Regions from separate parts of the Homo sapiens genome. Here region 1 is linked to region 2. Evidence: chromatin loops called from intact Hi-C (ENCODE). Cell type or tissue: ascending aorta. All regions are shown on one strand. Each heading gives the region's core, and the rest is flanking DNA. Links, peaks and the distances in the headings are about the cores only.

The links. Peaks named below come from ENCODE experiments on the same cell type or tissue, not always from the same donor. Only the 100,000 strongest peaks of a DNase experiment are listed, where the experiment ranks them.
Region 1: a loop joins it to region 2, with 3 times the contacts of the local background. A loop is called at or near these places in 11 of 110 quality-filtered maps.

Annotation. Positions count from the first base shown.
Region 1 is chr11:75,546,018-75,558,203 of GRCh38, reverse strand. No RefSeq gene overlaps it. Among named protein-coding and RNA genes, the nearest start is that of SERPINH1, 10 kb to the left of the region's middle. RefSeq lists enhancers at 3,663-3,712, 3,769-4,516, 2,497-5,183. In ascending aorta, for the core only: no CTCF peak of the experiment used is centred there; a DNase peak (open chromatin) is centred at 3,693; H3K4me3 peaks cover 1,620 bases; H3K27ac peaks cover 5,049 bases.
Region 2 is chr11:75,597,430-75,609,766 of GRCh38, reverse strand. It overlaps MAP6 (microtubule associated protein 6), which reads left to right. Exons shown (of 4, transcript NM_033063.2): 2 at 1,445-1,658; 3 at 3,763-3,959. Among named protein-coding and RNA genes, the nearest start is that of MAP6-AS1, 20 kb to the right of the region's middle. In ascending aorta, for the core only: no CTCF peak of the experiment used is centred there; DNase peaks (open chromatin) are centred at 5,310 and 5,734; H3K4me3 peaks cover 438 bases; H3K27ac peaks cover 2,323 bases.

The DNA.
Region 1 (12,186 bases), core at 1-8,000, 49 kb after region 2:
GTGGGGGTGGGTGGGCACATGATTCCTCCCCTCCTCCTCCCAGAGCAGGCCCGCCCCTACCCGTCTGCAATCCTGGTGCTGAGCGAAGCCACATAGGAACTCCAGCGCCTTCACCCACATGCCTGGCACAATACCCAGGAGACACAAGCCCACTGACTCGCTATATACACAGGCGTATGTGCACCCACATACATGGTGCACACACGGCACTTGAGCAGCCCCTTCACACAATCCATGTACACACATGTCTGTGTAACTCCAGTAACCCAAATGCACCCCACCCCCCTACACAAGTTTTTGTTGGGTATTGACATATACACAGGATCAGGTTCCCCGCCCCCTCTCCCAGCCTCCCTCTCTCAGGCTTCCTCTGGCAACCCATGGAACCAGCTCCAGTGCCTGCAAGACCAGGCCTGAAGGGCTGGTGGGATGGAGGATGTGTGTTAACTACAGCCCTGCCTTTCCCTTCCCGTCTTGTTCTCCTCTCCCTTAGGTGCTGCTGAGCCTGTAATAACAGTGATGCCCAGGTGGGCTACAGGGCTGTCCTCCCTTGTCTTAGCATCCCTGACACTCAGAAAAGGGACTCCTGAGCTCTGACCACCCCCTACACCCTGCCAAACCACCTCTAATCTGCTTCAGCCCAGTTCAGCCCTGCTGTGCTATGGAGTGTGAAATGCCCTCACTTGGGGGTTAGGAGACCTGGGATCCTGCCCCAGGTCTGCCACTTCTTGGCTATGTACCCATGATTTAAATTACCCCTCTGTAAAATAGGACTGATAGTCTGCAGGATGATGAGACACACAGATAAAATAATGAATAGCAGAGGACTTTGTGAACACTAAGTGATGTTAGGCTCTCCACTCCACACCTCTGCTCACATCTTCACCAACTGGTCAAATCTTACACAACCCGTAGACGCCACTCTGACCATTCCTTCCCTGTCCTCTGACCATTCCTGCTCTGTCCTCTGAGCGCTGTCCCATCAGTTCCAGTCACACCTCACCTTGCACATACACACGACGCTAACAAAGGGCTGTGACTGGAGTGGGGACTTCCCTGGGGAGGCACAGGCAGAGGATAGTAGTCTGGCAAAGCAGGAGAAGCCCAGCCTGGGAGTCAGAAAGTTTGTGTTGGGATCTGTCCCTGGTGACCTTGGAAAGTCACTGCACCTCTCTGCACCTCAATTTCCTCATCTGTAACATGGGATATGGGCTGAGTCTGGAAGAGTTTGAAGGATTTAATTTTAAACAGGTAAAAGTATTTGTACACACTCCTGGCAGGAGGAAAAATTGGCACACGCTTTCTAGAAGGTGGTTGGCACTTTTAAATAAAAATATGTTATTGAATAATTCCCTGCAACACTATTTATAATAGCAAAAATCAGAAACAACCTAATTGTCCAGCCATAGGGGTTGAGAATACCATGAAGCTGGAAAAAAACAAAAAGCCAGGAAGTTCTTATGTCCTGATACTGAATTTGGTGTTAGAGTGGAAGAGCAGCGTGCAGAGCGTACATTACCTATTTACACATTTTCACAATTTGAAATTATTCATGTTCTTTTGGAAAAAAATCAATTTTTAGAAATTTCACTTAAGGAAATGATGTTTAAAAATATGAGCATAGATATATGCAGAAGGATGTTCTTCAGAGCCTTGTCTGTAATAACAAAAAATTGGAGAGAAGGTCAATAAGGGATGAAGTATTTGCAGATGTCAAAAAGGGGAAAGCTTGTTGTAATCCCCAGGCACAGAAAGATCGCTTGGTGGATTGTTGGATAAAAAATAAAGCCGTTTATGAAACAGCCTGTTGATGAAAATTCCACGGGAGAGCTGCAGATATCTGGAAGAATGTTCACATTTCACCAAAAAGTTAATGCTGGTTTTGGGGTGATTTTCACTTAATTTTTTAAAAGTTTCTGCTATTAAAAGATTTGGGGTTATTTATTTTTTATTTATTTAGAAACAGAATCTCACTCTGTCGCCCAGGCTGGAGTGCAGTGGTGCAAACATGGCTCACTGCAGCCTAGATGTCATGGGCTCAAGCCATCCTCCCAAGTAGCTGGGACCACAGGTGTACGCCACCAACCGTGGCTAATGTTTTAATTTTGTAGAGACAGGGTCTCCCCATGTTGCCCAGGCTGGTCTTGGACTCCAAAGGCTCAAGCGATCCTCCCGCCTTGGCCTCCCAAACTGCTGGGATGACAGGTGTGAGCCACTGCGCCCAGCATGGGTTTTTTATTGAATGAATGTATAGTATATGTATTAATACAAAATACATAGGTATATAAAATATTCATAGAGAAAGGCTAGAAAGAAATACTCTTACATCGTTTAATAGTGTTTATCTTTGGAGATAGAATATATATATCTTTATTTTCTTTTCTCTGCTTTTCTGAATTGTTTTCAATAGCATATATTACTTTTATAGTCAGCCAAAAAAAAAAAAAAATCAACCAAGTGAATAGAAAAGAAACACCCAGAAGGGTATCAAGCTCCAGCCTGAAGGGGGCTTGTCCGAGGGTGGCTGGGGAAGTGGTGGTGCTGAGCCTGGGGCTCAGAGATACTGCGCTGCAACCCTGGGGAAGGTGGGAGGCTGGGGCTGTGGCTCCTCTGGCCAGGTCTGGCATTTCCCACCAGCCCAGACCTGCTGGCTTTAGGCCTCAGGCTAAAGAGCCAAATCCTGGCAAGATTTCATGGGACGCAGCCAGGGGAGGGTAGGCACGAGACCCCACAGAGGCCACCATGGGAGGGGGGTACGTGTGACTAAAGCTGTGGAAGTTGGTGACAGGTCACCCTGCGTTTTTGCATTCTCTGCCTGCTGCATGGAGAGCGAGAGAGGGAGGCCAGAGGAGAGAATGGCTCGGTAACCTGGAGAGAGATGCTGGTGCCCAGACCAGGCAGGGGCCTCGGGCTGGAGAGGGCCCAGTGGCGGTGGGTTGGGCACGGAGGGCCTGGGAGAAGGGGGAAGGAGGACTCTCTGGTGTCTGGCCTGGTGAACAAGTGGCAAATGGTCCCTTTCCTGCAATGGAGACTCTGGGGGAAGGCAGTGAGCTCTGGGGGAAGCTGGTGGGCTCCATAGACTGGAGACATCAGGAGGCTGTAATGTCCGTAATTCTGTCAGGAGAGAAGGCCTGTCCAAAGATGACAATTTGTGAATCATGGTTATAGGAGAGTAACTGAAAGATGCCACAGGTGAAAGATGCGGATCAGAGCAAGCACAGAGCCTGAGGAGAACAGAGGCTGTGGAGAAATGGGCCCACGCCAGGCCAAGGGGTGACCCTGCTACCTCCCGGAAGGGAAACCAAGGCTGAGCTGGCAGAGCCACTGGTGGGGGCAGGGGCACAGAGAGAGGGCCATGCCACAGGCGATGGAGCAGCGGTGCCCTCCTCCTAGCCCAGAGCGAAGGAGGACCAGGCGGCCGCACGGTGATGGTGGTGGGGTGGGCTGGACCAGTGCTGGGGTCTGTACACTCGGCCGGGCCCCATTGGCTGTTGGGGCCGGAGCAGGCCCAGAGACAGGCCGAGCTGATGCAACGTGGGCCTATCGTTGCAGGCCTTGCTGAGGGGATGCAGCTGTGCTGGCTGCTGCCCAGAGGTTCCAGCAGGGAGGGGGCTGGCTCTCAGGGCCGCCTAGAGCTCTGGGACTGCAGCCCAGCCAGGCCCAAAGGCTGTCTGTTCGGGGTCTGCTCTGACTCAGGAGGGAAACACGCCTTTCATGGAAGCACCCAGCGCTGTTGGCTGGGTCTGTGTGTGTCTGTGTGCCCATGTGTGTGTGATGGGGGAGGAGCCCATAGCTGATGCTATATATACAGCTGTGCTTCACAGGCTCAGCATTCCCAGGGCCAGATGGGGAAACACGGGAGGGGAGGAGCTGGCCACCTGCCAAGCCCAGACCTCTGGCCGAGCCCCAGCTCCTAGATTCCAGCCTGTGCTCAGCCTCTGACTCTACACCTGACTTTCAGCAAGTCCCTGATCCCTCTGAGCCTCAGTTTCCCCATCTCTTGAGTTGGCACAGAGAGTTGTGAAAAAGAACTCAGAGGCTGGGAGCTGGAGCGGGAAGGGAGTCCCCAGGGAGCACAGCTGACTGGTCTTCACACCAAAAGCAAGCACAGGAGAAAGGGAGCTAGCATTTCCCAGTGCCTGTGGTGTGCCAGGAGCTCCTGCATTTTCCATTAATTCCCATCACCCTGCTATGAGGTAGGCATTTTCTCCCCATTTTGCAGATGATGAAACTGAGCCCCAAACAAGCAGAGATTATAGAGCTGGGTTTGAAGCTAGCTCTCCTTGCTTGGGGCCTGGGATTCTGTCCACAGCAGCCACTGGGCCATACCTGCAAGGGTGTCAGAAGGTTTGTGCTGGCGTCAGTGTCGCCAAGGACTCTGGGAGCCACTCACATTTTGGGCACTGCCTAAAGTTGATTACTTTGTTAACCCTGCCCAGGCCCCAGGCAGAGGCTTTAAATTGTTAGAACAATGAAGAAGGGAGAGCTGGATAAACACTGGCCAGGCTTGAGGGAGTCCTGGGACATAGTTGGGGTAAAGGACTGATCAGAGCATATGCTGAGGCTCAGGAATTCATAGGCATCTTCCTCCAGCTCCCTGACACAGGGTACCTAGAAGACTAACGATGGTGGTGCTGAGTACTAGAAAGGTTCTGTCCCGGACACAAATCTAGACACCAAGTCTGGTCCCCCGAACAAGGCAGGGACCCAGGTTATTGGAGCAAGGCTGTGAGTCCCTGAGGTGAGGAACTACAGGGCTTGGCCTGAAGATGGAGCTTGGCACGGTTTGTGCAGGAGCAAGCGGGTCAACAACAGGCCAGCATCACAGGTCCACAGGACTGGCCCAGCCCCACACCCATGCCAGGTTTCTGCCCTGCCACCTAAGGTGAGGCTGGCTCTGCCATGGTGCCCATGGGTGGTGGGGCGGGGGATGAGGAGGTCTAGTGCCCACAGAGCTGGCTCTGCCACCACTGGGCATTTTCAGAGATAGAGTCTTGCCCAAGGATTACCCCATAGAGGTTTTACCAAGGAACTTCTGGAGACAGAAGGGCTTGACCCAAAGACATCGTGTTGACATAAAATTCCAAGCACTGGCAGACCACTCATTTTCTCTCAAAACCCACTTTTCCTGAGCAACTGTTCCGAGCCAGGCCCTCTTCTGGAACACAGAAGCAAACCAAATCTACTCCCTTAAACAATGGGACTCACACCAGGTGCTCAGGAATGGGACGGAGGGGAGGAAGCAGAGGAGCTCTGGGACTGTAGCCCAGCCAGAAGGAGCCCAGAAGTACCAATCCAGTGTGGGATCAGGGGTCAGGGAAGACTTCTTGGAGGAGGCTACCTAAGGTTGAGAAGTGCACACCAAGCAGAGAAGACTGGGAATAGGGTGAGGCAAGTGAGGCACTTGCCTTGGGGGCACAATTAATGAGAGCACCGAAAACCTCAGTCATCAAAGTAAATCATGTTTCATGCAATATTTCAAAAAATCTAAATCAATGCAAAAATTCTATGAGTAACAAAATATCACAATTTTAAATAAAAACAGGATCAGGGCCAACCTCATGGGTGTACAGCCTGTGCAGTCTCACAGACCCTCCCAAGTGATTTGATGGTTACTACTGACATTCTGCAATTCTTTTTTTATTTTTATTTTTTATTTATTTTTTTTTTTTTTGAGACGGAGTCTTGCTCAGTCGCCCAGGCTGGAGTGCAGTGGCGTGATCTCAGCTCACTGCAAGCTCCGCCTCCCGGGTTCATGCCATTCTCCTGCCTCAGCCTCCCCAGTAGCTGGGACTACAGGTGCCTGCCACCACGCCTGGCTAATTTTTTTGTGTATTTTTAGTAGAGACAGGGTTTCACCATGTTAGCCAGGATGGTCTCGATCTCCTGACCTTGTGATCCACCTGCCTCAGCCTCCCAAAGTGCTGGGATAACAGGCATGAGCCACCGTGCCTGGCCTTATTTTTGTATTTTTTGTAGTGACAGGGTCTCTCTATTGCCCAGGCTGGTCTTGAACTCCTGGGCTTAAGCGATCCTTCCACGTCGGCCTCTCTAAGTGCCAGGATTACAGGCTTGAGCCACTACCCAGCCGCTGCAATTTTTTTTTTTTTTTGAGACAGAGTCTCACTCTGTTGCCCAGGCTGGAATGCACACTGCAACCTCCGACTCCTGGGTTCAAGCGATTCTCCTGCCTCAGCCTCCCGAGTAGCTGGGATTACAGGAGCCACGCCACCACACCCGGCTAATTGCCGCTGCAATTCTTAATAATTTTTGAGGCTGGGCGCGGTAACTCATGCCTGTAATCCCAGCACTTTGGGAGGCCGAGGCAGGTGGATCATTTGAGGTCAGGAGTTCGAGACCAGCCTGGCCAACATGGTGAAACCCCATCTTTACTAAAAATACAAAAAAATAGCTGGGCATGGTGGCATGTGCCTGTAATCCCAGCTATTCGGGAGGCTGAGGCAGGAGAATTGCTTGAACCCAGGAAGTGGAGGTTGCAGTGAGCCGAGGTCACACCACTGCACTCCAGCCTGGGCAACAAATAATAATAATTTTTGAAGAAAAGGCCTCACAAATTACATTGCCAGTCTCAGACAGGATTAGTAGCATGGACTGTGTCAAGCCATATTGGAGCCTGAGACAAAAGGAAAAATAAAAAAGTCCTTATTTAAAATGTGATATTTTGTTCATCATGGATTTTTTGCATTTGTTTTGATTTTTAAAAAATATTACAAGAGGCCGGGCATGGTGGCTCATGCCTGTAATCCCAGCACTTTGGGAGGCCGAGGAGGGCAGATCATGAGGTCAGGAGATAGAGACCATCCTGGCTAACACGGCGAAACCCCGTCTCTACTAAAAATACAAAAAATTAGCCAGGCATGGTGGCGGGTGTTTGTAGTCCCAGCTACTGGGGAGGCTGAGGCAGGAGAATGGCATGAACCCAGGAGGCGGAGCTTGCAGTGAGCCAAGATCACGCCACTGTACTCTAGCCTGGGCGACAAAGTGAGACTCCATCTCAAAAATAATAATAATAACAATAATTACATGAAAATATGATTAATCCTGATTACTGAGATTTCTGGTGCTCCTTTTAGTTTTCACTTGTCTCACCCTAGTCCCAGCCCTGGAAGAAGGCAAGGAGAGGAAAGACACCCTGGCAGGGGGAAGAGCAGGGGCAAAGGCTGGCAGCCCAAGTGCCAAGGAGAACTGGCACATGAGGTGCCGGGAAGGCTCTGGGGAGCAGGCAGGGCCTTCAGGCCCCTCTCAGGTCCCACTGACCCTTGCTGGAGAGGCAGTGTCTCCCTAACCCTCAAACCACCATCCAGAACCTAGATGCCCACCTGCAAAGTGAGAGCCATGGTTCCTTTCAAGCCTGTCTTCCTCTTCCAGGTAGTTCCGAGGAACAACAACAACAAAAAGACCCTGGGTTGGAAGTGGCCTGTAAACTGGACAGCATGTGCCCAAATTCTGCAGTTCCCACAGATCTCTGCAGCCCTCCAGGCCTCACTCCATTCTCATGGTTCTGAGGCCTCCCTCCACCAGCCAAGGCACCCCCCTTCCCTGCCCTCAGTGCACATAAGAGAGAGTCAGAGGAAGTCCTTTACTTCTTCATTCTTCCTTTCATGCAACAAAGTTTTTTTTTGAGATAGAGTCTCGCTCTGTCGCCCAGGCTGGAGTGCAGTGGCATGATCTCGGCTCACTGCAACCTCTGCCTCCCAGATTCAAGCAATTCTCAGCCTTCCGAGTAGCTGGGATTACAAGCGCTGACCACCACACCCAGCTAATTTTTGTATTTTTAGTAGAGATGGGGTTTCACCATCTTGGCCAGGCTGGTCTTGAACTCCTGACCTCGTGATCCATCCGCCTCAGCCTCCCAAAGTGCTGGGATTACAGGCGTGAGCCACCGTGCCCAGCAAAGATTTGTTGTTGTTGAGACACAGTCTCACTCTGGAGTGCAGCGGTTGGGATCTTGGCTCACTGCAACCTCTGGCTCCCGGGTTCAAGCGATTCTCCTGCCTCAGCCTCCCAAGTAGCTGGGATTCCAGGTATGCACCACCACGCCCGGCTAATTTTTGTATTTTTAGTAGAGACAGGGTTTCACCATGTTGGCCTGGATGGTCTCGAACTCCTGACCTCAGGTGATCTGCCTGCCTCAGCCTCCCAAAGTGCTGGAATTATAGGCGTGAGCTACCGTTCCCAGTCTCACGTAGCAAAGATTTATTGAGAACCCACAATTTACTAGGCACTGTTCTAGGTACTGGGATAAAAAAGTGGGCAAAACCAGATCTTTGCCCTCCAGGAGCCTGGTGTGCTGGCGAGTGGAGACACGCAATAAACTAAGAAAGAAATGTGATCATTTCCAGTAATAATGAGGGCTAGCAAGAAATGAAAACAGGTGTTGTGGGTAAGACTACTTTACACCAGGCAGCCTGAAATCTGAATAAGAAGCTGTAATCATTTCCGGTGGCTGCTGTATCTAGTACCACACACTTAGTGGCTTCAAATGATATAAATTTATTCTTTTATGGTTTTGAGGTCAGAAGACTTAAATGGGCTAGCAACTCCTTCTAAAGACTCTGGGGATGAATCTGCTTCCTTGCTCTTTCCAGCTTCTAGAAGCCACCCGCATTCCTTGACTTGTGGCCCCTGCCTCTACCTTCAAAGCCAGCAGTGTGGCAGCGCCAATCTCCCTCTCTCTCTGCTTTCTCCTTCCCTCATCACATCTGTTTCTCTGACTCTGACCCCTCTGCCTCCCTCTTGAGATGGACCTCCCTGATGACACTGGGCCACCAGTAAAGTCTCCCTATCTCAAGATCTGTAATTTAATCTCATGTGCAAAGTCCCTTGTCCCATGCAAGGTAATGCACTCACAGGTTCCAGGAATTCGGACATGGATGTCTTTGGGGAGCCATTCTTCCTCCGACCAAAGGAGGAGGGAGACCTTTATGGTGGGAGGAGGGGATCCCAAGCAGAGGGAGCTGCATGGGCAAAGGCCCCACAGTTAGAATGAACTAGGCATGCTCTAGGAATAGCAAGAAGGTCAGCCTTCTAGAAGTAATGCTCCAGTTAGCTTGATTTGCATCTATGTCATTCGTGAGGCCAATCCCATCTCTATGGACAAATGTTCTACAGTGTGCGTCCAGGAGCCCTGCGAGTCTACGGCATCCCCTTGGCATTTCAGGTCATCTCCTGCATCCTTCTGCTTCTAGCTGCCGGACTCTTCACATGCTTAGAGCAAGAGCACTGGACATTTGAGGAAGGTGCCTGGCTGGGCACTCACCTGGGCTGGGGCCAGGCTGACTCTGGTGGAGGGGTGGGCCCAGTCCCTAGTACCTGAGTATAATCCTGCTCTTTCTTCCCCACTGAAGGCCAGGATTGTGTGGCTAAGGATGGATGGGGGCAGCAAAGCTAGACCTCAGGCAGTGGCAGGAGCTGTCAATGGCCATATTGTTAGCTCTGGGCTGCGGCACGGAGGCACCAGGGTAGGGCTGAATGAGGCATCTGTTCGCTAGGTCAGGATGCCCAGGTCAGGGTCTCTCTTGAGAGATGCCTCCTACCCCCACCCTAACCCCAACTCTGCCCAGACCCTGCCATGTGGCTCCCTTGATATCTCTGGTACCCATCCCTCAGGGACCACAACTGTAACTAGCTGGCTCACTGTGAGGTTGGCTGTTGGATGGTGGTCTTCTCAGTTAAAATGTGAGCTCTCCACATAAGCCAGGAACTGTCTTCATCAATGCCAAGTCCCAGCAGCCGGCAGCCAGCACCCAACCCAGGGCCTGGCTCAGAGAAGTTGCTCCATACACACGTGCAATGAATGGAGGAATGAAGGAACAGATGAGAGAGACTGGGCCACCCTTGCATCCCCTGGTCACCTCCTCCCTTGACCACTGCACCCTCCTGCTCACTAGGCCTCCCTGCCTCTGGTATCTCTTCCCAGACACTCTTCATTCTAACACACCATCTAGTTAAAACCCTCCTGGGGCTCCCTGAGACCCTCAGGATCTGCCAAGCCCCAGCCTCACCAGGCTACCCGCCCACCGATTCTGTCCTCTACCTCTGCACTCCTCCTCAAGCAGTCCCTGGCACTGTCCAGTGTGCGCCCTTGTACTTGTGTATTCTTATGCCCAGAAAGCCCCTCCTCCCCTTCTCCCGGTATGGATGGCTCCTACCCTCTGTTCAGGCTCCTACAGGAAGCGGGCCCTGACCACCCCCAGCCTCCCCTGGGCTCCCACAGCCTGTGCTTCCCCCATCTCAGCACCAATTGTAATTCTCACTTCGTACATCTGTCTCCCTTTCCACACCCTGAGCCCCTCAGGGCAGAGACTAATGCTGACCCACGTCTTTCTTTGTCTGCTCCAGGGCCCTGGACGTGGTCAGGCACAGAACAAATGTTCAGCAAAGGTGTAAGCCCAGCCCCAGGCCAGTGGGCAGGTCCTATAGCCTGACCAGTGGGCGCTTCTGCCCTCTGGTGTCCGTTTTGGGTCACTATGATTTTCTATCTCTTTGAGGGGCTTCCTAGGGTGATGTACCCCAGCAGTGGTTCTCAGAGTGTGGTCCCAGGACCAATTGTATCAGCATCACCTTGGTACCTGTCAGAAATGAAAATTCTTGGGCTGTACTCTAGGCATGAATCAGAAACTCTGGCTGGGGGGAAGCAATCTGGATTTTACCAAGCCCTCCAGATGTTTCTGATGCAGGCTGAAGTTTGAAAACCATTATCCTGGAAGAACCCTAAGCCTGAACCACTCCCAGGAGCTCCAGTTAAGGGAGGAAACAGGACCCACCTGGTGGAGTTGCCAGGTACAATACAGGATTCCCAGTTAAATTTGAATTTCAGATCAACAGAAACATGTTATTGCAAGTATTGCACAAGACAGACAAACTAAAAAATAAAAATAAAAAATTCATTGTTTATGTGAAATTCAACTTTAACTGGATGTCCTATGTTCTCTTTCTGTATCAGCAGCCCTGTGCAAAGAACCCTGTTCTTATTTCAGTACTCTGCTGTCGCCATCTTGAAATTCTTAGTAATCTTTTTTACTAGGAGCCCTGCATTTTCATTTGGCAATGGGTCCTGCAAAATGTAGCCAGTCCTAGGAAGGATCTTTACAAAGCCTCCCTGGGGGCATTCAGGATCCGGAGCTCAAAGGCAGGCGGAGTGGGACCTCTGGCACCTTAGAGATGTGCCTCTAAGGATTCTCAGCTCCTCCCTCTGCCACGTGCTGGGGGTTCCCTTCCCAGGTGGGTCAAACCTTCATCCTTCTCCGATTGTGGCTCCTGTCTCCTCACTATCTTGCTGCCTCTGTTCTCACCCCTTCTATGCCACCTTCCACACAGGACGGTGAAGTTCCGAAAATGTCTGCCCATATGCCACCCTCCTGCCCCCAAACTTTTCTCTGGATGTCTCCTTCCCACTTTTATTTATTTTTTTAATTTTTTTTTTGAGACAGTCTCCCTCTGTCACCCAGGCAGGAGTACAGTGGTGCAATCACAGCTCACTGCAACCTCCAACTCCTGGATTCAACCAATTATCCTGCCTTAGCCTCCCAAGTAGCTGGGATTACAGGTGTGTTCCACAACACCCGGCTAATTTTTGTATTTTTAATAGAGACAGGGTTTCACCAGTTGCCCAGGGTGGTCTCGAACTCCTGACCTCAAGTGATCCACCCGCCTCGGCCTCCCAAAGTGCTAGGATTACAGGCGTGAGCCACCACGCCTGGCCACCACTGCTTTTATGATAACCAGTGGCTACCATTACAGAGCACTGAAGTAGATGCTTTTCCTCATTATGTCTTGTATTCTGCAAAGTAATTCTCCTCTTGGCCAAGCCTGGGATGGGATTGCTGTGGGCAGAACCAGCCTGCAGCCTCGGATGAAGAGCTGAGTATCCGCCCCAGCTCATGCCTGACAGAGGAAAAGCCGCTGCCTGGGAAGGCTACAGAGGAGCAAGTGGAGGAGAAGCACCAGAATGATCTGTTGAGCACTTACTATGTGCCGAGCACTGTTCAGAGTGGTGGGAGCTGGATGGTGAAGGACACATATACCAACCCCACCGTCCTTGGGATGGTTCCATGGATCCTGCCAGCTTTAATCTCGGGTTTATGCCCTAACCTTAGTGTTCTAATCAAACAGTGGAGGGCAGTGGCTCTTCTTATTTTTAATTTTTCAGAAGCAAGGAGGAAG
Region 2 (12,337 bases), core at 2,218-10,217:
GGGTCTCTTAAAAGCCAGTAGTCTCTCTTCACATATGAGCCAGTTCCCCTAAAGAAATACGGAGAACAGGAGGTCAAATAACCGGCAAGTGGCTCAGTGTTACCAAATCAGCTTTATCAACTAAGACAGCCTCAGAGCTAGAAGGACATTATAAGGACCTTGTTTGGCCTAATTCTTTCATTTTACAAATGAGAAAACGAATGCTCAGAGCAGGGAAAGGCCTGCCAGCATAAGGCAGTGCTAGCACGAGAGCCTGCGTGTCTCCGTCGCAGTCCAAGCTCTTTCTCCTGCCTCCTGCGGCCTCCTTGTTCCTGGCACTCCTCTCTGAGCCCCGAAGGAGGGAGTCATCAGTGAGGGAGACAGTGGGACTTGGAAGAACCTAACTCCACAGATATTCATGCCCTAACTCCTCCTTTCCCACAGTGCAGCTTTTTGTGCCCCCAAAGGAGAACAGACCCAATAAAGACCCCAGAAGCCACAGAGTTCATGCATTGACTCTCGTGCACTTAACAAACAGAATAGACCCTCGTGGCCTGTGTCAACAGCTACATTTTTTAACTCTGTTTTGAACATTGTCAGCCATCTACTCTCCAGCCCTATAACAGATCATAAACAGCTGATTAGAAACCACGAGATGGATTGCAGAGAACAAGAAAACTGACACATTGACTCAAAAAAGCAGCAGATGAGGATCATTTAGGATAAGGACCAATAGCCATTTACACCAAAGCACACGAAGATGCTCCTACACACACACAGCCCAACACAAGTCGTAGTTGTGATCTCCAAATTATGTTCAGTCTGTGTTGCTTACTAACGATCTGCAAATATTTAGACATTTCACGAGGATGTTCATCTAAAGTGATTAAGATTGTTAAAGTTCTGGCCCTCCAAGAAGCAAGCCCTCTGCTATTCAAATGGGGGAATTATCCTCAAGGAATCTGGGCAACAAAAGTTCTTCATTATGAAAAAGGGGGGAAGGGAACTGGCATTCATTGATATGCCACAATATATCAGACAGTGTGCCTAATACATTGTCTCATTTAATTTCACAACTCTTCAACTTTGCACATAGCAGGCACTCAATATTTTTTGACTTCATGAATGACTGAATGGGTTGGGTTTTTTCAGTCTCATTTTCAAGATTGGGAAAAAGAGCCCTGAAGATTAGAATTGCCTGCCCATGGTCACACAGTGTGGAGCTGGGAACCTGATCTCTTTCTCCAAGGCACAACTGCTATTGCCACAACCCAACCTGGGTCAACTTTGCAAGAAGGGAGACTTGCACTCTTCCTTATGAAAGAGTGAGGCTAACCCTCCAGCCACACTTCAGTCAATGCTGCAAGCACTGATGGAGAGCTTGCTGTGTTTGCAGCCCTGTGTCAGGAGCTCTGCTTCCAGGCAGATGATGCTTCATATCACATATGCTTTCTTTGACTAACAGGAATGAATTCAGGGCATGGACGGACATCAAGCCTGTGAAACCAATAAAGGCCAAGCCCCAGTACAAGCCCCCAGATGATAAGATGGTTCATGAGACCAGCTACAGTGCTCAGTTCAAAGGAGAGGCCAGCAAGCCAACAACAGCTGACAATAAGGTCATTGATCGCAGAAGAATACGCAGCCTCTACAGCGAACCCTTCAAGGAACCCCCAAAGGTGAGACAGACCTTGTGGGAACCCATCAGCACAGCCTGGACCATAAGGGTTAACTGCAGCAGAGCATGGGGTGGGCTGCTGTCAAATCTGGCCCAGCCTCCACGGGCACCTTTAAAATCCCTGCTTCCTCTAAAGCACACTGAGACCCAGGGCCATCTTCAATAGGAACCTTTGTTAAACTCAAAGGGAATATTAAAGAGGAACATCACCTAAAATAAAGACAGCTTAAAGGCTGGCAGATTTCCAGGGAATTAGCTTCTGATTTTGAGAAATCCAGATAAACAATGGCAGAAAACCTCACCTGAGCCCTAAATCCCCTTGTCTTAAAATAGATGTGCTTGGGCCCCAGAAGGGCTGGCCCAGTATTGTAGGCCCCCATGCCCGGCTCCCCTCCCACCAGACCCTGCCTTGCCTCATCCTTGGCTCCAATCACTGGACCCTTTCTTCCCTCCCTAGTCCCTGAAAAGCACCTGCCCTCTCTCATCTTCTCGGGCTAAACACCATCCACTATGACTTCTCGGTCTGTCACAACACACCTGTCACATCAGCTATAATATATGTTCCCAGCATTTGTTACCAAAATGAACAGTTTGTGAAAGTGGACTCAAGGATTTTCCTAAGGTAACATTCCTCCACCTTACATAGGAGTTCGTGATCAGGAGAAGCATGTTGGAGATATAGCTGGTGAAGCAGGAATCATATAAGCCATGCAATCTAGCATCTTCTGATGTCAGGCCCCATGGAATTGTACAAATATCCACTGTCCTCTCTATAATAGCAGAAAATGCCTGAGAACTTAAATAACTCTGGAACCTAATTATCCTTTTCTCTGCTTTTGTCCTAAAGTCTTGCACTTCAGTGGAGTTTCCTATTTGGCCCAGGACCAGTTTATGGGTAAGGTAACTAACCGACCCAGTTTGCCTGGGATTCTTCCATTTTAGCACTGAAAGTTCTGTGTTCCAGGAAACCTCTCAGTTCCAGGCAAACCAGGACGATTGGTTCCTTTCCTTACAGGTCAGGAGTGACTGAAAGCCGCTGCACCTCAGTGAGTGAATGATCCAGCCTGCAAGGCCCAGCATCAGCTCTGTCCATCCAGAGATGGTGTGGCACCCGGGGCATGGGGTTAGCATTGGACAAAAGAGGACGTAGAGAAGGAAGGAGGGAAAATGAGGGAAACTAAATCTAGAGATAGATGAGGGGGGTGGCCTATTGAGGGGTCACTTTCAGTGACTCCGAAGTTTCCTGAGAAAGAGCAGGCAAGGCCATCTTCTCCAGATGAAGGGGACAGAGCTAGAGGAGGGAGGTTGGGGAGAGTGGAGTGAGCTTAGAACTGCTGCTCTGGGGAAAATGGTGGAGGAGCCAGGCAGAGAGGAGGAGCAGAGTGCTGGCAGTGGAAAGCCTAGCTGAGACTGGAGATGCCCCCCTGCCCAAAGCATCTCAGCGAGGATGCTTCTCCATATGGGTGAGCCAGCCTAGAGACAGAACAGGGGAAGCCAGCGGGTGCTGCAGCGACCCACCGCCCCAGAACATCTGCATCTTACATCAACAAAGGTTTATTTCTCATTAATATCCATTGTGGGTTGGCTGCCACTCTAACCCTCGTTGCCTCTCCATCTGGGTCTTGGGTGGCAGAGCAGCCTGTCTCTGTGGCAGAGGAAAAGAGAGCACTGGGCAGCACAGGCTGACTCTCAAATTTTCCGCCTGAAGGTGACCCAAGTCACTGCTCACATTTCATTGACTAAAGCAAAATCCTATGCCTGTGGGTGAGTTGAGCAACGTGATGAGGTGTTAACTTCCTACAGGGAGGGGCTCAAATATTGCCCAACAGTGGTATGGCCCACTGCCTGGGGTGGTCGGTGGAAGGCTGGCAGGACAAGGGAGACCACGTGGCCAGTGGGTGCTGCCAAAGTGACGGAACAGGGAGTTCAGACGGGAGATGCCGAATGCCCTAATGTCCTTGGGAACACCTTATGCACTGTGCTCCACCTGAGCCAACCTCTGTCATTACCGTCATTCCTTAATTAACCATATCTTTTCTCTCTAAATTCCTTCCCACGCCCCACCTTTTTGTGTTTCTGTATTTGCGGTCTGTCTCTCCGTACAGGTGGAAAAACCTAGTGTTCAGAGTTCCAAACCAAAAAAGACCTCAGCGAGCCATAAGCCCACGAGGAAGGCCAAAGACAAGCAGGCGGTGTCAGGCCAGGCTGCCAAGAAAAAGAGCGCGGAGGGCCCGAGTACCACCAAGCCAGACGACAAGGAGCAAAGCAAAGAGATGAACAATAAACTGGCTGAGGCGAAAGAGTAAATTTCCCTGCACTTTCCTTTTACTCTTCTCTCTCTCTCCCTCCCCCCAACTTTTTTTTTTTAAACCAACAAACCAAAAAAGGCCACAAAATTAATTAGAGGCTTCTCATCTGCCTTGGTCCTGAGTGTTCCAGGAGCTCTTTGGTTTGGCTTCTTTTGATGGAAGAATCCTGCTTCACAGACTGAGTGGCAGGCCTCCTCCTGAGGGCAGCCCCTGGAGCACCAGGAAGCGTTGCCGCTGGCTGTGCCCTCCCCTGGCACTCTGACTGCATGCTGATGAGCAAGGCAGGCAGGTCTGAGAGGCGAAACGAATCTCCCGGCAGTGCTTGGAAGTGTCTGTGGGGTCTCCTCCTCCCAGATCCCCAAGATCTGTGTCACTGGTCGATTTTGAACTTTAGGTACATGTGTTCTTTTCAAAAATTCAGAGAATCGTCATGTGCCACAGAAGCTCAGCCTGGGCTTCAGCAATTGACAAAATTTGAAGAAATATTAAACAAAAATAACAAAAAAAGAAACAACCTTGGCCTTAATGTCAATAAAAGGGAGTTGTGTCTGTTAAGTGGTCTTTTCATAGAATCGTCCATTAGAAATGTGTGCCTGTGTTTAGCTTCCTATCAGTGGGCTTTAAATTGTATACCGAGTCATAGATACGCCACTGATAACTAAAACTAGATCAGGGCTGGTGAAGAAGGTTAGGTGTTTTAGGTACATTCCAGCTGTCATAGGAAGATCACAGAAATGAGGAGGCTGTTTTCCTCTGATTCTCCTCGGCCGACCACCTGTCCAATGCTGCTGGTTTCGCAGAGCGACCGGTTGGAGATGTCTGAGGAAGAAAGTTCAAGGTGTAGGGATAGTGTGTTTGGAATTTGACTTTCCATTTCTGAGACCCAAGGGGGCGTAGATGTAGTGGCAAGTGTGGCGATGTTTACTCTCCCTTCCTGAACCGCTCTGGTCTGCTCCTCAGAGAGGGCAGCGGTGCCAGGCCTCAGGTCAGGGAGAATGTCTGTGACTTAGCTGCAGACTAGGAGACTGCCCTGCTAACTAATTAGCAAGCAGCTTTGACCTCATTAATATATAAAAGCAGCTCTCAGTATATTCCGTGTCGTGTGTGTGTGTGGCCAAAGCCCCCAAGGGTGGCAAGTGCCACCTTCGCTGTGCTAGAGTTGTGTTGTAGGAATTAGTCAGGGAGTTGTTGTGAAAAAAAAAACCCCAGTGCTTGTGAGGGAACTCAAAATAGTTACCAGAAAAATAATATTTGCCAATATGACGTGTATATTGCTCAGCACACTCTGTATCTCCTGTCCTTAAAATCCTCTTGTCCCCGGCATTCTGACACACTGGGCTGCCGTCCGGTGTCAAGCCCCGGCGCAGGCTTGCTCTTCTTTTACAATGAAAGGGGTGAAGAGTGAGGGTCTCACAGTTCCTTACCTCAAAGTCCCTTTAGGTCCTTCTGGTTTGGAGGAAGTGGAGCCTCCACGAACTCTCTCTTACTCCGACCATTCAGGCAGCAAAGTCTCTGCTTACATCATTTTGGTTGTCACCTTGGGGCTGAGTGAGAAGTCTTTTGTAAATTAATTCGGCGTGTGCTACATGAGCCATAATTATTAACAGAACAGGAATATCAGAAACGAAGTTGTTGATCAGGCCCACTGCGACCTTCCTTTCTATCTCAGGGTTTAAAACTGTGAGGAAGGAGAAGTATGAAGGAAGGTAGAAAATGCTGGTGGGTCTCCGTGTTTATGAGTCACAGATTTTGAAAGCTATCAGGAAATGACTAGAGTGGATCCTGGCACTGATTCCAACTCTTTGCCAGCTAATCTTAACATTTAGCAGAAAGCTCTAGCAACATGATCTTAATTGTATCCAGAGGATTTGCCAATGTATGTTCAGTCTCTCAAGATTTGGCATTAGTCAGACATGTTGATGCTAGCCACAATTTGGATTTCTCCATAGAATAATCATTTATTTTTGCAGATCAAATAAATCAGAGTTTACAATGCACAGGGGATCATTTATTTAGCATTCCCTTGCTAGAAGCCCGTGTGCCAGGCACTGTGCTAGGCGTGGTGGGCAGTATAAAGAAATCTGTCTCCACAGCCACACAACCAGAGGGTGCACATGACTTGATCCCTATGACCAAGTCAAGTTGGTGTTGCCCAAATCGCAGTTTGACATAAGGGTCCCACAGGCTTCCCCACCCCCCGCCCCCACTCACTGCCCCAGGGACCAACTTCCTACCCTCACCCAAGGCTTTAGAGGACCTGTAGCATGTCTTTTTCAACCTGTCAGTATCCCCTTCTGCTTAACACACCCACTGAGAAAACCCTGTTTGTAGTTCACTTTGACTCTTGAATGTGTCACTTTACTGGCAAGAGACTTCCTTTGATTTCTACTGTTTACAAATAAAACTCAGCCAGTCTCATTCTATATCCCAAACGTACTGAATGAAACTGATTTTGGTTCCACAAGCAGTGTTTGGGTGTTGCCTTCCTGAAGGTGACCAAGCTTCCAAAGCTCGTCCCACTGGCCTCTGTACATTTCCCTGTGGTTCTCCGTCCTTCCCTGGCGAGGGAGCTGGGACTGAAGCTTTCCCGCTGTTTCCCTGCCTGCAAAAGCAGCCCCAAGAGCTGCGCATTGGCTTCCCTCAGCAATCTGTCCTGTCTGTGCTCCCATTCGGTCCACATAGCTTTCTTTGCCTCTCTGAGGCAGACAGGAAGTGTCTAATTACGATTTTGTGGCCTGGGTTTTGTTGCATACCACAGATTGTCTATGTAACATGTAGCGCACACCTCTCTTGGTGCTATTTCATTCCTGCTGTAAGAGAATGACAAAAATATTCATGTATAGCCAATTGATTGTGACGTGCTTGTGGTCTGTGCTTGCTCAGAAAAACAAACAAACAAACAGTTTTTCCAATTATAAATAAATGCTAAAGACGAACACCACTTTCTTGATCTTATTTCCTTGGTGAGGCCCACCTGAGTAGGTGAAGGAATGAACCTTTTGCATTTGAGCCATTCTCTGCAAGATGAGCTGTGCCCTGCAGTCTTCCTGGGGCTCTCCATAATGCAGCTTGACTCTTTTAGATTGCCTCTCAGATACTATTGGCAAGCAGTCAGAGCTAAGTTTTGGGAAAGCGAAGATGGACCGGGAGACGCACTGGCCAAAAAGGTAGTGTAACATTTTGATCCAATGTTGCCGGGAAGAGCGACCGCCTGCACCGAGCACCACCTTGCCACACTGGGAGGCTGGGCTCTGACTCTCTGCCTCCTTCCTGTCGACTGGCAGGACTGTCATTTCTGGCTTTTTCTCCTCCCAAGGGATGGCAGAGATGCCTTCACTTGCTCAGTTAATCTATGGTCACTGTGGATGTTCCACCCATAGGGGGCTGGCTCACTGTGGGTTGTGGGGGTGACAGTCGTGTGTGTGCCTTATGTGGGGGTGCTGAAACAGCCACCAGACAGGCCACCAAGCAACAACAGATCAGGTAGTTGGGAACTCAGATGAAGGACAGGCTTCTTCCAACTAGGGCTGGGGAGTTGCGGAAGGCTCTGTGGCAGAGGGAGCCCTGGAAAGCAGCTGGGGTGTGGATATGTAAGGGCAAGGCCACTGCAGGGAGCAAGTCTAGAAATGGAAAACTGGGGGGCTGGGTGGGAACCTGAAAGCTAGGACCAAGTTTGCCCACTTTGTTATCCTTCTGGTAAAGTGGAAGACAAAAGATTTTATACTCTTCATTTTTCCAACATATGTTGATTGAATACCTATTATGTGCCAGGCACTGTGCTGGGCACTAGGGAAACCAGGATGACTGAGACCCCGCCTCTGATCACAGTGGGGCACGAAGGAGGAGGCCATTCTAGCTGGTTCCATGGATCAGGGAGGACTTCAGCAATGGGTAGGTGTTGACCAGGTGAACAGAGCCGGGGGTGGCCAAGGCATGCTAGATAGAGGGGTCTGCCCAAGCAAAGGTCGGAGGGGGGCCATCAAACACCAGGTGAACTTCAGTTCTGGGGGGGTAGCTCCCTTGGGAGGGTCATGGCACAGGCTGGAGAGTGACAGAGCTCGGTGGTGGAGAGGCCTGGTGCACGTGAGTGGGCGGTTGCTAACTGGGATCTCCATTTCCATATGCCCAAAGCGTACCTACACCCTGCATGCTCCCTTGTCATGCTTCTCTTGCTTGCTTATGCGTCAGGCAACACTACAGATCCTCTCTTGCTCTAAGCTAGGAGCCCTAGGGTGGACTTTTATTGCTGGACCTGATTGCTGAGTTTTGGGGGAGGCAGGGGTAGAAATCATTCAAGGGTGGTATAAATGAAAAGCCGTATGTATTTGTTTTCCAGATGAATAGAAAACATCCCACCCACCTGTCTACTTTTGTATGAGGCAGAAAACACAAAAGCTGCTCAAGAAATAAAACAAATACATAAAAGCATATTATTAAGCTCTCTTTTGATGAGTTAAGGGAGAGAGACAAAACGGGGATTGAGAGAGGTGGTAAGAAAGACAGGCGAGAAGTAGAGAGGTAGAAATAGCGGCACAGAGAGAAAAAGACACAGGAAAGCACACATATGAAGACACCTAGAGTAACCTAAGAGAGTGCGAGAAGGTGAGACACACTCAGAGTCAGAGAAAGGGCAAGCGTTGGGCAATGGAGAAGGCAGGAAGGCAGGGGCCTTGCCAGCTTTGTCAGTGCTGCCCACGTGCTCAGGGCTCCCCCAGGGGCTCTTCCGCCTGTGGTTCCCACCATGCTCCCCTCTGCTGCCCAGAGCCCCAGGAGGCAAATCTATAACCCATCACTCACATTACCTCCCTGAAACAGCAAACAAACAAAATTCAAACCAGCCCCCTATTTTCAAAATAGGTCATTGTTGCTAAGTTAGCTATAAATGTATTTCAATTCTTCCTTAGAGTTTTTGTGTTCTTCATGAAATTCTTCCCTCTTTTGTTTCACTAGGGTTTAAGAATTTACAACCTGCTTCTCACTTCTCATAGATTTGAGGAGCGTCAAGTCCCATTTCACAAAGGCTATGGACTCCTTTAGTGTGTCACTGTGGTTTAAGGCTCCTTTTACTGCTAAAATGTCTCAAAGCAGTTCACATTTTCAGGACCATAGGTACAGAAGTTTCTTTCAGGATATAACCTGTGAACCATCTGCGTTAAAGCAAGGCTTCACCCCTAGCACCACCTGAGACCAGCAGGGTTAGGAAAGCGGCTAGGGCAGCCAAGGCCACTGGAACAGGAAAGACAGCTGTTTCAAACAAAGGGAGCCCAAACTCCACTCTCACAGAACCGGGCATGTGTTTCAACCCCTACTTCCACCCCACTGCCATTTGATGCATATATCCTCATAACACCTAGACCATCCTAGAATTCCTACAACAGGGAGAACTAGAATTAACACCATTATGTATTTTGTTATTTACCCTATGAATACTGGTTAACATGGACAGTGCACTTAGGCATTTACAAAGTTCGTGAGTGGAAACCAGTGCTGCCGTGCAACGCTGTGTCTCTCACTAACCTCCTGGAGCATTAGTGTCCTCCTCTGAAAATGGGGACACTAATACCCCCCCTCAGAGGAGCAGAATGAGGATGAAATGACATGAGGGCTGTAGGGAACCCCTGGAGGACACTAAACATGTCACTTCACGCCCTTCCCCTCCCTTTAGAGTACTTGAAAGTACTTGTCCACTTTCTGACAGATATATACTTAGCTGTTAGTAATACACGAAGTTGATTGAGGCAAACATTCTTAAGAAGATTGCTTTTAAAGAATTACAGCTATTGAATTACCTTGAGTCCACAGACCTAAATGGTAATATTCTAACAATTTATATGTATGCGTTGCTTATGAAGCGTTTCTTTCTGTGCCATTCCACTGAACCCTCCCAATGTTATGGGGCAGGTGTTGGCCCCATGTAACAGAGGAGAAAGGGAAGCTCAAAGAGGAGGGGACACCTGCCAGCTTGGTCAGGCTTAGAAGATGGAGAAAGCACTGGAATCCAGGCTTCCAGCTCCATAGCCTGCTGTCTATCCCTCTCACCTGAAGGAGGCTCAGCTGGCCTGAAAAGAATCAGGTTTCAGACAAGTGGGACCCCCCAATAAAAACTAAGCCCATACCCCACAGTGCCACACTCTGGCTGGGCCATTCCAGGTCCTCCAGCAAGCTTGCCTAGTACCCTCTTTAAATCTTGGGACCCGGATACAAACTGAGGGAAAATAAGAATGGGGTCAGATCTATATACATCTGGCTCAGACGTCCTGGCTATACTGACCAATTATCACAGCCAATACACAGTTTTTCTCCTTCTGGTACTAGCTTGCCTGGGTGACTGCAATGTAGGTTACTAAATGCAGAATTGTCCAGCAGATTCTTCATTCACAAAAAATATACTCAGTCCTGGAGGTACCAAGATAAAACTGGTATCCATTATTATCTGCAGTATATAAGTATTGGATCTGAGACTGCCATTTTGAGCATTTTATTTCAGCCAGTGGAATTGAGCTTAAATTTCTGTCCCTTGTCCTCATGTAATGGGCCTCAATTACTTGTTAACCTGGCATTGTATATAGTGATCTCGACAGATGGCCCCAGAACTCTTATCTGGGGCCAAGAGAGCTTCAGATGCTGAGCTTTAAAAGTTACTGCCACTGCTTGCTACTGGTTTAAGCTGCTAGAGGGATCTTTATGCAAATCTGACCACGTCACCCCGTGCTTTAAACCATCCGTGGGCTCCTCGTGGTGCAGAAGCTTCTTGTTCCCTCGGTGCACCATGCTGCTTCTCACCTCCATGCCTTTACCCTTGCTGTCCACCTGCCTGGAATGCCCTTCTCCTGCTTCTCCACCTGGCTAACTCATCCTTCAAGACTCTGCTCAGGGGACAGCTCCAGGAAGCCTTTCCCGCACCTCCCAAGCTGGGTAAGCTGCTCCCTGTGTGTCTTCATGATGGAACTTGCCACATGTACTGTGTCATCCGCTCATGTGTGTATCCCCCTTACCAGACCGTGCTCCCCCAGGGCAAGGGCCAGATCTCTGTTCACCTTTGTAGCCCTAGCTTCTGGCCCAAAGCCTACCATAGACAGTGTCTTCTAAAGTGCTCATTGAATGAAAAATGAGTGAGTGAATGAATGATGAGATTCACTGTCTGCCTCCACATTCACCATGGTGCTTCCACAAGGCTCTTCTCTGACTATTAACTGTCTCTGCTCCCATGAAAGGGGCAGTTTTGTGAGAGGTCACAGCAACTGCAGACCAGAGAGCAGTCAATGGCTGGTTTTATACTGGCTGGCCTCTGTTCAGGCCTGCATACCTCTGTACTTTAGATAGCCACTTTTTCTAAACAGTCTTGATTGCATAAAATCATGGGCCCTTGGTTACAGGGTAATCTAAGAGGTTGGCCAATCTCACTCCCTGCTCAGTTCAGGGCTCCTAACTCTAGGGTGACAGGACCCTCCCCACCACCACACATTTCACAGGCATGTCTAATTCCAAGCAAGGATTATAACCAACAGGCCTGGTTCTAAATCCAAGCTCTACTATTTACTAGCTGTGTGACCTTAACTGAGTCTCTTAATTTCTTTAAGCCTCCAATAGATAACAATAATACAAATATCGATCACTCTTCGAATATATTTGGTTCCCAATTCAGGAAGCAAGAATTTGGCCAGCAAGGGATAATTTTATTTATTTCGACCTGTTTGTTTTCAGAGTTCAGGATAGCAGGTGGCAAGAGCTCTGAAAGCAAGGGATACCTGATTCCCAGGCCTGCGGTGAGGGCCCCATGGGGAGGCATGCAAAAGTCCTCTGCAAACTGGAGTGTGCAATGCCCTCGCCAATAGCTCATGTTATGGGTAGTTTTGCTGACCACAGCTTCCCAGTTAATTACTGCCCCTGGTCCCTAACAGTATGGCAGCTGGAGCTACACAAGGTGAATCCACTCCTGCCACACAATGGCCTGAGATTAACGCCATCTAGTGTTGGCTCTTGCTGCCTCTTCCCGTCCCCCAGCCTTTCATCTGGCCCCTGCTCTCTAAGCACACCCTATAAATCAGCTGGTGCAGATCCATCTCTGCAATTCCACATTCATTTGGAGTGATCCCCTCTGGATGCAGGAAACCAATTTTGATTAATTGCTCAAGATCCGATCCTTTGCTTTAGATGGGGGTTGGGGGAAGACAATGATGATTTGCAAGTTCCCAGGAGCATAGTGTTAGACAAGAATTGAGCGCTGCCTTAGTCCAACACTTTACATTTTAAAAAGGGTCATTAGCAGAATTATTAGATTCCTGGCAGCCCACTGGGACAATCTGCTGTGCCTTTGACTTTGCCTTCTTGGTGCTAAAACAATCGAGAATGCCTTTAAAAATATTTCTCA